Linked DNA regions of Homo sapiens: all the other regions are linked to region 1. A link is a loop called in an ENCODE intact Hi-C map of the cell type or tissue named here. Cell type or tissue: endothelial cell of umbilical vein. All regions are shown on one strand. Region 1 overlaps LOC105369844 (a long non-coding RNA gene). Region 2 overlaps NAP1L1 (nucleosome assembly protein 1 like 1). Region 3 has its middle 170 kb from the start of PHLDA1-AS1. Region 4 overlaps LOC105369844 (a long non-coding RNA gene).

What was found. A loop is a pair of places that touch in the nucleus more often than their neighbours do. Peaks named below come from ENCODE experiments on the same cell type or tissue, not always from the same donor. Only the 100,000 strongest peaks of a DNase experiment are listed, where the experiment ranks them.
Region 2: it touches region 1 in a loop (2.8-fold over the local background); 2 of 110 quality-filtered maps call a loop at or near these places.
Region 3: a loop joins it to region 1, with 2.3 times the contacts of the local background. A loop is called at or near these places in 2 of 110 quality-filtered maps.
Region 4: it touches region 1 in a loop (2.7-fold over the local background); 5 of 110 quality-filtered maps call a loop at or near these places.

What each region holds. Positions count from the first base shown.
Region 1 is chr12:75,563,644-75,566,143 of GRCh38, reverse strand. LOC105369844 (a long non-coding RNA gene) reads left to right here. Exons shown (of 16, transcript XR_007063375.1): 11 at 68-1,344. Among named protein-coding and RNA genes, the nearest start is that of KRR1, 53 kb to the right of the region's middle. In endothelial cell of umbilical vein, no CTCF peak of the experiment used is centred here; a DNase peak (open chromatin) is centred at 1,553.
Region 2 is chr12:76,079,495-76,081,994 of GRCh38, reverse strand. The region is part of intron 1 of NAP1L1 (nucleosome assembly protein 1 like 1); the gene reads left to right. Among named protein-coding and RNA genes, the nearest start is that of NAP1L1, 3.9 kb to the left of the region's middle. In endothelial cell of umbilical vein, a CTCF peak has its summit at 1,070; no DNase peak of the experiment used is centred here; H3K27ac peaks cover 276 bases.
Region 3 is chr12:75,862,007-75,864,506 of GRCh38, reverse strand. No RefSeq gene overlaps it. Among named protein-coding and RNA genes, the nearest start is that of PHLDA1-AS1, 170 kb to the left of the region's middle. RefSeq lists a silencer at 1,204-1,498. In endothelial cell of umbilical vein, no CTCF peak of the experiment used is centred here; a DNase peak (open chromatin) is centred at 1,336; H3K27ac peaks cover 2,148 bases.
Region 4 is chr12:75,705,187-75,707,686 of GRCh38, reverse strand. All of the region lies in intron 1 of LOC105369844 (a long non-coding RNA gene), which reads left to right. Among named protein-coding and RNA genes, the nearest start is that of KRR1, 190 kb to the right of the region's middle. In endothelial cell of umbilical vein, no CTCF peak of the experiment used is centred here; DNase peaks (open chromatin) are centred at 666 and 1,516; H3K27ac peaks cover 2,084 bases.

The sequences.
Region 1 (2,500 bases):
CCCTCAGGATCCTGTGCCTTGTTGCCTGTACATGATCAGTCCTTATTGTTTATCTCTGTGTCTGTAGCACTAACCTTGAGGAAAGGAGATGCGTTGTGTTCATTGTTACCCAAACCTGGCCCAGTGCCTGGTAGATCTCAAGCACACAGTAAACGTCTATGGAATGAATTAGTGAATGAGTAAATGGATTACCAATTATTCCAAGTAAGTGCTCATTTGAAGCTTTAAGGACCCTGATATCTGAGATTAAGCGATATTCTATTTCAGTAGCCTTCCCCCATCTGTTACTCCATCCTTCCCAATACATACATGTAAGAAGAGAAATTTATTTTGGGTTGATTTGATTGCCCAAGAACTGAAAACTGCGATCATGTCTAGGACCAAATCATGGATTCAAATTTACTAAGAGACATGTAAAGTTCAAAGAATGATCCTTTTCCCTGGAAACTGGAAGGGATTTTTGAAAGCACAAGGACTCCCTAGCTTGAAGCAGCAATTAAAGAATGGATCTTTGGTAACATCATCCTTTCTGATCTAGACAGCAATCAAATGTAATCTGCAAAGGTTTCAGAGGAAAGTTGAGCTCATGTTTAAGAAGATACTCAACCTCATCGTTCCATTTGTCATAGAGAATCGTAACTCATCTGTCCACCTATCTTTTCTGTTTCTGACATTTACTATAAAATGTTGTCACTGGGACTGTAACGTCTAATCAGCCAGGCTATTTGAATGATCTGATGAGCTAGTTTTAGGGTTCAATGTGTCATTAAAAAAAAAAAAAAACTTTTCTAGTGGAGTACAACTAGTGGAGCCGCCATAACTTCAAAGTCTCTTAGAATGGTTTTGGCTGAAGTCAAACATCCTCTTCATTTGATACAATTTTTGGTTATGCGTGACATATGCTCAACAGGAAAATTCTGCAGATGGAATCTTTCTACCGAGGGAAGTAGTTTGCTCTTATTAAAAAGTCTGAATGGGGACTAGAGATAGAATGAAGAGGAAAAGGAAGCCACAGAAAAAGCTCTGGCTGCAAGGCCATCCCTAGGCACCTGACAACATAGAGCAGTTGGCAGAGGATTGAAGTTAAGCAGCTGAGTCCCGTCCTCTGAGAGCTTGCAGTCCCCAACCGACTCAAATGCATGATTAAACATCACTTGGCCAACTATGCAAGTATTGAACCACAACCAAAGTAGGTTTTTAAAAATAGATTCAAATTAAAATGCAAGCCAATAAAGTAAGAGTAAATCACTCCTTCCCACTGCAGTATGGAATATAATCGAGGTATTTTCAACTGGTTAACAATGGATCCTTCCTGAAATATTCGACCCTTCACTGGCTTAGAAGGTATGCTTTTTTATTTATCAGATATGATTTGGGGGATGTTTAACACATGGGACTCATGGTTTAGAGTGTTTGCTAATTTTGTTACAGTGTTTCCAGTCAGGACAGCCTTAAAGGAAGCATTGCATATTTTATTAATTAATTAGTCATAATGAATTCTTTATTTCTGGTGTTGGCAAAGGCTAAAGCAGCCTGTTTGGCTATTGTTACACAGCCTGGTTTGCAGGCATTTCCTCCTGAGATTGCCAAGGGCAGCTGCCATGGGGTCACAGCAATTCCTTCAGCCAGTACTGCCCCTTTCCCAGAAACACACGTCTCTCCTTTCAACCCACAAATGAGGATGCAGCAGAGTGGGCCTGGGCACGGGCTTCACCCCAAACACAGCCAGAACACCTTTGTTTTTAATATGACTTTTTCAGATGAGTTTTTTTTTTTTTTAAGTGTTCTATAGCTGAAAAGGTTTTGGAAAACTACTCAATAAATAGAAGATAGGTAGATAGATGATTGATAGGTAATATAAACAGAATATTATATTCTACAAAAGCTGCTGCTTCCCCATAAGGCTTTGTGAATTTAAACTCCTCCTTCATCAACACCAAATATTAAATATATTACTTTGTACTTGAGGAAAAGTGGCGCAGTGGCTCACACCTGTAATCCCAGCGCTTTGGGAGGCGGAGGTGGGCAGATCACTTGAGGTCAGGAGTTTGACACCAGCCTGGCCAACATGTTGAAACACTGTCTCTACTAAAAACACAAATGAGCTGGGCGTGGTGGCAGATGCTTGTAATCACAGCTACTCGGGAGGCTGAGGCACGAGAATTGCTTGAACCTGGGAGGTGGAAGTTGCAGTGAGCAGAGATCACACCACTGCACCGCTCCAGCCTAGGCGACAGAGCAAGACTCCATTTCAAAAAAAAAGAAAAAAGAAAAAAATTACTTCCTACTAAAATGAAAAAGAATAATGGCTCCCAAATACCTAGTGTCTATCTGTTCCTCTAAATTAGGGGTTGTGTTTAAATTTACTAAATTTATATGTATATTTCAGATAAATTAGGCTGAAAATCTTTGTTCCTATCAATACTGTACAAGTGACTTTCACTAATTTATTTTGTGAAGGAAATTAAAACTTGTGACCATGACATGTAAATTCATTGAA
Region 2 (2,500 bases), 520 kb before region 1:
TGTCATGAGCAAAAGAGGCAAATTGGTTGCTTAGATGTAGAATGTTAAATTGTGATGAGAGCTATAAAGGAAGGAAAGGGTAAAGGGGTCAAAGAGTAATACAGCGTTTACACAAAGGAACCTGTTATAATTTGATGATTTTAAGTTCCATTTCAAACTAGTTTCATCTAAATAAGTTTTTGGGCAGAATAGGGGTTAGAAGGAGAGAGTTGTTACTTTACACCTATCCATATGTAAGTCGTTTAGCACAATGACTACAGAACATTAGAGTACATTAGTGGGCTTGCCATAGAAAATGGCTTCTATACCTTTGGTTACCAACTCTGCCTTTTACTTCCTGCATATTTGTATATATTTTTACTTATTCAGAAGTTTTGTACATTTTAATTTTTATTGGGAAACAGGGTTATATATATTTTTTCCTTGTGGAGACAGGCTCTTGCTGTGTTGCCCTGGCTGGTCTTAAATGCCTCACCTCAAGCGATTTTGCCTTGGCCTCCCAAAGTGCTGAGTGTATGGGTGTGAGCCACCACACCTGTCTAGAGTTATAATTTCAGTCTTGGAATTATTTTCTAAAGAGGGTACAGAAGAGCATAACAGGGATAAATAATGTAATAGGCAACACTGATTGATTATTCAGGCATTGTTTTAAATTCTGTGTGTATTATTAGCTCATTTAATTTACTTAGAGACAGGTAGCATCAACATTTTAACAAGGAAAAAAAATAGGTGTGGAGTGGTTAGATAACCCGTCCGTGGTTACGTACGTGAGCAGTGATAACTTATGATGAGATAATTTTTATCCTGGTTTTGAAAGAATGTTGACTTACACTGTTCTGCTATAAATCAGCATGAATATTAGTTCATTTTCTGTTGCTTAGAATACCTGAAACTGAGTAATTTATTTAAAAAAAAAGAATTTATTTCTTGCAGTTATAGAGGCTGAGAAATCCAAGATCGAGGGGACCCATGTGGTGAGAACCTTACTTGTGGAGACTCTGAAGGTTCCCAAGGCAGTACAGGGTATCACATGGGGAGGGGGCTGAGTGTGCTAACTGGGTAGCTTGGCTCTCCAGCTCCCCTGGTGGGAAACTGGGTAATTTATAAAGAAATACATTAATCCATGAATGGATTAATTCGTTTGTGAGGGTGGAGCCCTCATGATCCAATCACTTCTTAAAGACCCCCATCTCTCAGTGCTGCCACATAGGGGATTAAATTTCAACTTGAGTTTTAGAGGGGACAAATACTCAAACCATAGCAGCATGAAATTCAAAAGCACTCCACCTTGTATCCCACTGTGCTCTAGGGAAAAGCTGTATAGCAGTTATGGTCATGAAGTCTTCTTCCAGCATAGAATTTGTTTACATACACAGTCATGCATGGTTAATGATGGGGATGTGTTCTGGGGGAAATGCATCATTAAGCCATTTCATCCTTTTGTGAATGTCATAGAATGTATTTACACAAACCTAGATGGTACGGCCTAGTACATACCTGGGTTATATGGTATAGCCTGTTTGTTGTTCCTAGGCTACAAACCTGTATAGCATGTTGCTATGTTGAATACTGTAGGCAGTTTTAACTTTTTTAAAAATAAGTTGGAGTGTACTCTAACCACAAAAAGCATAGTATAGTAAATACATAAACCAATAAATCATTTATTGTCCTTATCAAGTATTATGTACTGTAAATAATTGTAAGTGCCATACTTTTATATGACTCTGCAGTAGGTTTGTTTATACCAGCATCACCACAAACATGAATAATGAATTGAGCTGTGACATTACTAGGCAATAGGAATGTTTCAGCTCCATTATAATCTTGTGGGATCACTGTTGTATATGCAGTCCTGTGTTGACTGAAACGTTATGTGACTGCAGTTGGGTAATGGTTTCTTAGCCTTATGTCAGCTCTATGTATCCAATTAGTTCAGTCAGTTGCCTCCCCTCTTCAGTGGAAGATTTTGTTTTTAGTTCAGTTTAGGAAGGAAGATTTCCTTTCAGGAGGCCAGGTGTGGTGGCTCACACCTGTAATCAATCACAGCACTTTGTGAGGCCAAGGCGGGAGCCCAGAATTTCCAGACCAGTCTAGGCGACATAGTGAGACACCCTGTCTTTACAAAAAAAATTAAAACAATATAGCTGAGTGTGGTGGAGAATGCATACCTGTAGTCCCAGCTACTCAGGAGGCTGAGGTGAGAGGATCACTTGAGCCTGTGAGGTCAAGGCTGCAGTGAGCTGTGATCACGCCACTGCACTATAGCCTGGGCAATAGAGCAAAGCCTTGTCTCCAAAAAAAAAAAAAAAATGCCTTCAAGCATGTTTTTAGGGTCAGTTATGTCTTTTGAGATCTTATACACACCATATATGTATGAACCTTTTATTATAAAGTGACCTTTTTATCTTAATGTTTTTCCTTGAAGTCTATTTTTTCCTGACATTAATACGTGATACCAACTCTGATTAGTGTTTTATTCTGAAACTGTCTTTTACATTAC
Region 3 (2,500 bases), 300 kb before region 1:
TTAAGAGAAAATTTTAAAAATTGGACAATTTTTTTGTGGGAGGGGAATAGGCCTTGGGAGAGACACATAGTATTCTGGATCTGGAACTGATTTTCTTTCCTCCTTTTGATTCAAATTGGTTGTATTCCCAGCCACACCTACCACTTTGGGACCATCTCCTTTCCTGTCTGAACTGCATAGAAGTGGAAATCCTACTTGTATGCCAGACTCCCTTAACCCCAAAAGAACTTTTAAAGGTGTTCACTGATTTTTCTCTGCTTCTTGACTCAGATGTTAAATGATTGGCTTAGATTTTTACCTTTTTATCTTTCTGGGATTAAATCCTGGCCCCTCTTTTATATAATGTGTCATCTGGGGAAAATTATTTGACTTCTATGGATGTCAGTTTTCTTATTTATAAAATGGTGATAATAATAGACTTTACCTCTTGGGTTAGTATGGAGATTTAAAAGATATATTCTGTATTAGTCAGAGATCTCCAGAGAAAGAGAACCAATAGGATATATATAGATATAAGAGGGAATTTATTAAGGGAATTGGATCATGTGATTATAGAGGCTGAGAAATCCTGATATGCTGTCTGCAAGCTGGAGAACCAGAGAAGCTGGTAGTGTAATTCTGTCTGAGTCCAAAGGCCTGGGAACAGGGGAGCCAACGGTGCAACTCTCAGTCCAAGGCTGAAGGCCTGAGAACCTGGAGTTCCGACGTCTGAGGGCAGGACAAGATGGCTATCCCCAACCCAGAAGAGAATGAATTGACTCTCCCTCTGGCTTTTTATCCAGAGGATGTGGGTGATCATCATCTAGTCGGTGCAGAGCCTGGATGGAAGTCTGCTGATTACTAAGTCTACTGATTCAAATGCTTATCTCTTCCAGAAGCACCGTCACAGACACACCCGGGAATAATGTTTTGCTCGCTACCTGGGTATTCCCAACCCAGTCTAGTGGATACCTAAAATTAACTGTCATATATTCCATATTGTTAGTGCAATGTTTGGTGAACAGCAAAATGTTCAACAGATGTTAGCTCTAATTTTTATTTTGTTATCCTATGCCTCAAATTCTTTCAGGTTGTCTTTATAAGTATACGACTGATTCATGTTTATTGACTCACTAACAATAGAGTATTTACCTAACTGTGAATCATGTTTTATTTCCTATAGGTGGCTATTTTATATTTGAAAATGGAAACAGGAAAATCTTGCCTTTTATAGTCAGCCTGAGTAATCTGACTTCAATTGAGTGCATGCATTTATGGGGGGGTAAGGTGATGGAAGGAATATTTGGACTATAAAGCTCAATTCCCAAATCCTATTTCTCAGCCTTCAACGGTGCAGGAAATCAGTCACTGCATTTCTGATACTGATGACCTCTTTGGTCCTGACTCATCTGAGATGATGCCATACAGAAACCATGGCTCTGGCAAATAGACATGTAATTTGTTTCTTGGACTTAGTAGTGTACAAATTGGGATATTCTCAGCACTAATCTCCCTAACAAGGACAATTCCTGGTTGCAAATTATTTAGTCTACATACAATTTGGGAACTTGGGAATGTTTAGATATTCAGCTGTTTCACAAGCCAGACTATTCAAGTTCAGAGAATTTCTGCTGAATCCTCTGATTTGATTCAGATTATATACAAGCTTAGGCAACTCTTTTGTGGAAGGTATTGAACAACAAGGCAATGAATCATATGGCTTAGTGAACTCTGCCTTAGGTTATTCAGTCATTCATCAAACATTCATTATACAACTACTCTGTGTCAGCCCTTGGTCTCAGTACTGAGGACACACACAAATGAATGTGCTACCCTGTCTGTTCTCTGGGGCCTCAAGGGTGGATAGTAACTTTGTAGGAAATATTCTGTGGAAAAGCAGGGAACAATTATCCATCCGTCCATTCTTCAATTCAACAAATATTTATGAAACATTTATGTGAGCCAGGCATCAAGTTAGGTATAGGTGATTCAGCAATAGACAATACAGATGCTCCCTGTCCTCCTAGACTTATTATAACTCATGGTAGAGATAAACAATCAAATAATTAAACATAAATTTATAGTACCTTGGGATAAATGCAAGATAAGTGAACCATTTACAGTACATTGTGATATAGGGAATATAGTAATGAAGGCTAAATGCTCAATTTAGAAGTGATTTCTCTCTCTGCCTCACCTGAGGAAAGATCTGAAGCTTTGAGCGGAACAGTTCCATTTGAAAGTGGTCATATAAGAGGACTGTATCTTTAGAAGTTTCTTTGGTTATACAGGCTCGTACAAAAGCAATTACGAGCAGAGACTGGAACAATACTAGAAATATAGTTGATGACTTAAATGGAAGAAAACCTGTGTATTAGGCATTGGACTTTGAGTAATTGTAGACATAAAAACTCAAAGTTCTTTACAATGAGCATATTAGCACTGACAACAGGAAACAGCCAAAAAAGACCTTCATGGATGAAAACTATAAAATAAGATGCAGATTTGGACTCAGATAAGG
Region 4 (2,500 bases), 140 kb before region 1:
GAGAGAAAACAATATTGATCATAGACAACTGTTTTAGCCGGGCGTGGTGGCTCACCCCTGTAATCCCAGCATTTTGGGAAAGTGAGGTGGGTGGATCATCTACAGTCAAGAGTTCAAGACCAGCCTAGCCAACATGGTGAAACCCCATCTCTACTAAAAACACAAAAATTTGCCGGGCATGGTGGTGGGCACCTGTAATCCCAGCTACTCAGGAGGCTGAGGCAGGAGAATCATTTGAACCCAGGAGACGGAGGTTGCAGTGAGCCGAGATCGTGCCATTGCACTCCAGCCTGGGCAACAGAGTGAGACTCTGACTCAAAAAAACAAAACTGTTTTGAGTTTTGCTGTTCTTTTATTTATGTTGTCACACTCAGTGTAAGGTAGTTTATGAAAATCATTATATCTATAGACATTCTGTTTGTGAAAATAGAACTCACTTTATCTCTGACCTCTATTTTCCGTGATTTTTACATAACAAAGTACATAGTTCCTCAGGCCAACATATGGAAACCTAGAACAAATGGCTTCCAAGGCCCCTCCCAGTTGAATAATTCTGGTGAATTCCCTTTCCATGAACTTCCTGCCAGATGTTCCTCATGACTGATCTTATTTCCTTTATGCTTATGAAAGTGAGGCATAGCTTTTTTACAAAATTACTTAAGTGTATGTTATCAGAATGCAGCAGAGCAAAGCAAAGACCACGTAACTTGACACAGCCATGGCTAGAAGAGAAACCTTATCTGCGACAGATATTTTTAGTTGCCACTATTTTCTATCACACTAAGCCCCATTATTTTAGGCTATATGGAAATGGGTAAACTGAGGGGCTGTACCTCATAACAGCCTCATTTTTCACGTGAGAAACCTACTTTAGAGAAAGCTCTTAAGATGTGTCTTTATATACTTAGCCAGCAGATGACCACTTTTATTTTTTCCCTGCTAAGAAAATTCTTTTTTCAATTCCCTGGAAAATACTGTTGAGGCTGTCATGCTGTTGGGGGAAGAAAACATATTTCCTCATTTATATTGTGCCTGCTTATCTATATTTCTGCAAACATTTCAATCTTCCTCCCCACTGCATTTTTTACATCAGCCTTTCTAAATACAGTTCATGGTGTTCTGTTTTATGTCACTGTAACCCTGACTGCTATGTGGAAGCAGGTCCTGCAGTGCAGGAAGCCTGCTTATAATTGACAGATAAATCTGTTTTCTAGAAACTCTGCATTCCGCAGCAGCCCCAGCATATATGATTCTTAAATAATCGCTTTGCTTATTCCCCAAACAGAAGGCAGTCAAATCAACCAGTTTATTCTTCCAGAATTGCAAGAGGACTGCCATTCATTTTCCAACTTTTCCTTTTTTTTTTTAAGCTGCGGTTGTAAAAACTTGGTGTGCTTTGGGATGTGTCATCTCTTATTTCTTAAGGGTCAACTGTGTTAAGAGAGAGAAGGTCAACCTAAACAGTTCTTGGATTTCATTTCGGGAAATTCCAGGCCCCAGCTCAGCTCGTTCTGTGCATGTCCACCTACCGAGGCTCGGCCCTCTGTTGTTGCAGCTGTTGCTGAGTACAGAGCTCATTTATCCCCAATCAGCTGGAGCTTCCTGTAAGTGTTGGATGCTTTTCCCTATTGCTACTCAATTGGGATTTTTTTTACAAGATTTATCAAAACAGTTCCAGCTACATGGTGCTTTGGAATACATACCTCCAAAGTCCAATGACTTTTCAAAACACAGATACTATGCTAGTGGCAAACTATTAGAGATGTCAACTGCCTCACTTGGTTCAACCTCTACCATGTTGTAGGTGCCTCCATGCAGAATGGGGAAATGGAATGAGGAGTTTGAAGGAACACATGGAAAGTCTCTAAATTGTACCTCTCACCCCAACCACGCCATATTGGAATATACAAGACTGAAGAATTCAGAGTCACAGCCTTGACTCCAACTCCCTTGTTCTAAGATAAGAAGAATCTTAGTGATTTACCCAAGGTCATATGGCTGATTATGGCATTAGCCTCTTGTAATCCTTTTGATACATACGATCTTGAAAAAAAATCCAAAATCATAGACAAGGGGTTCATTTTTATAAAAAAATATTTATTCTTGTTATTATTTATCCTAGGGGTCTTGGAACATTGTGTTTGATGGCAATAGTTTTAATATGGCCGATTCTTTCTAACCTTGTCAGAAGTCTGTATTTTGATAAGATAGAAATATAGATTTATACCATATCTGTATAAACAGTCATCCGCATACATGTGTGTTCTGCTTCTATCAATAGCTCTTTTGTCTCAGGGATAGGAAATAAATGTGTCTGAATTTATATTAAAAAAACACCATCAAAGTAGTAAAATACACTAATCCACTGTGTATTACATAAGGCATTTAAATTCCGATAATTCATGTCTGATGCAAGCAGTAAGAATATGAAATAGTACACATTTATCTCTTTTCTTCATGAAAACTGGGGCAAAAATAATAATATTCTAAAATAAAGGAG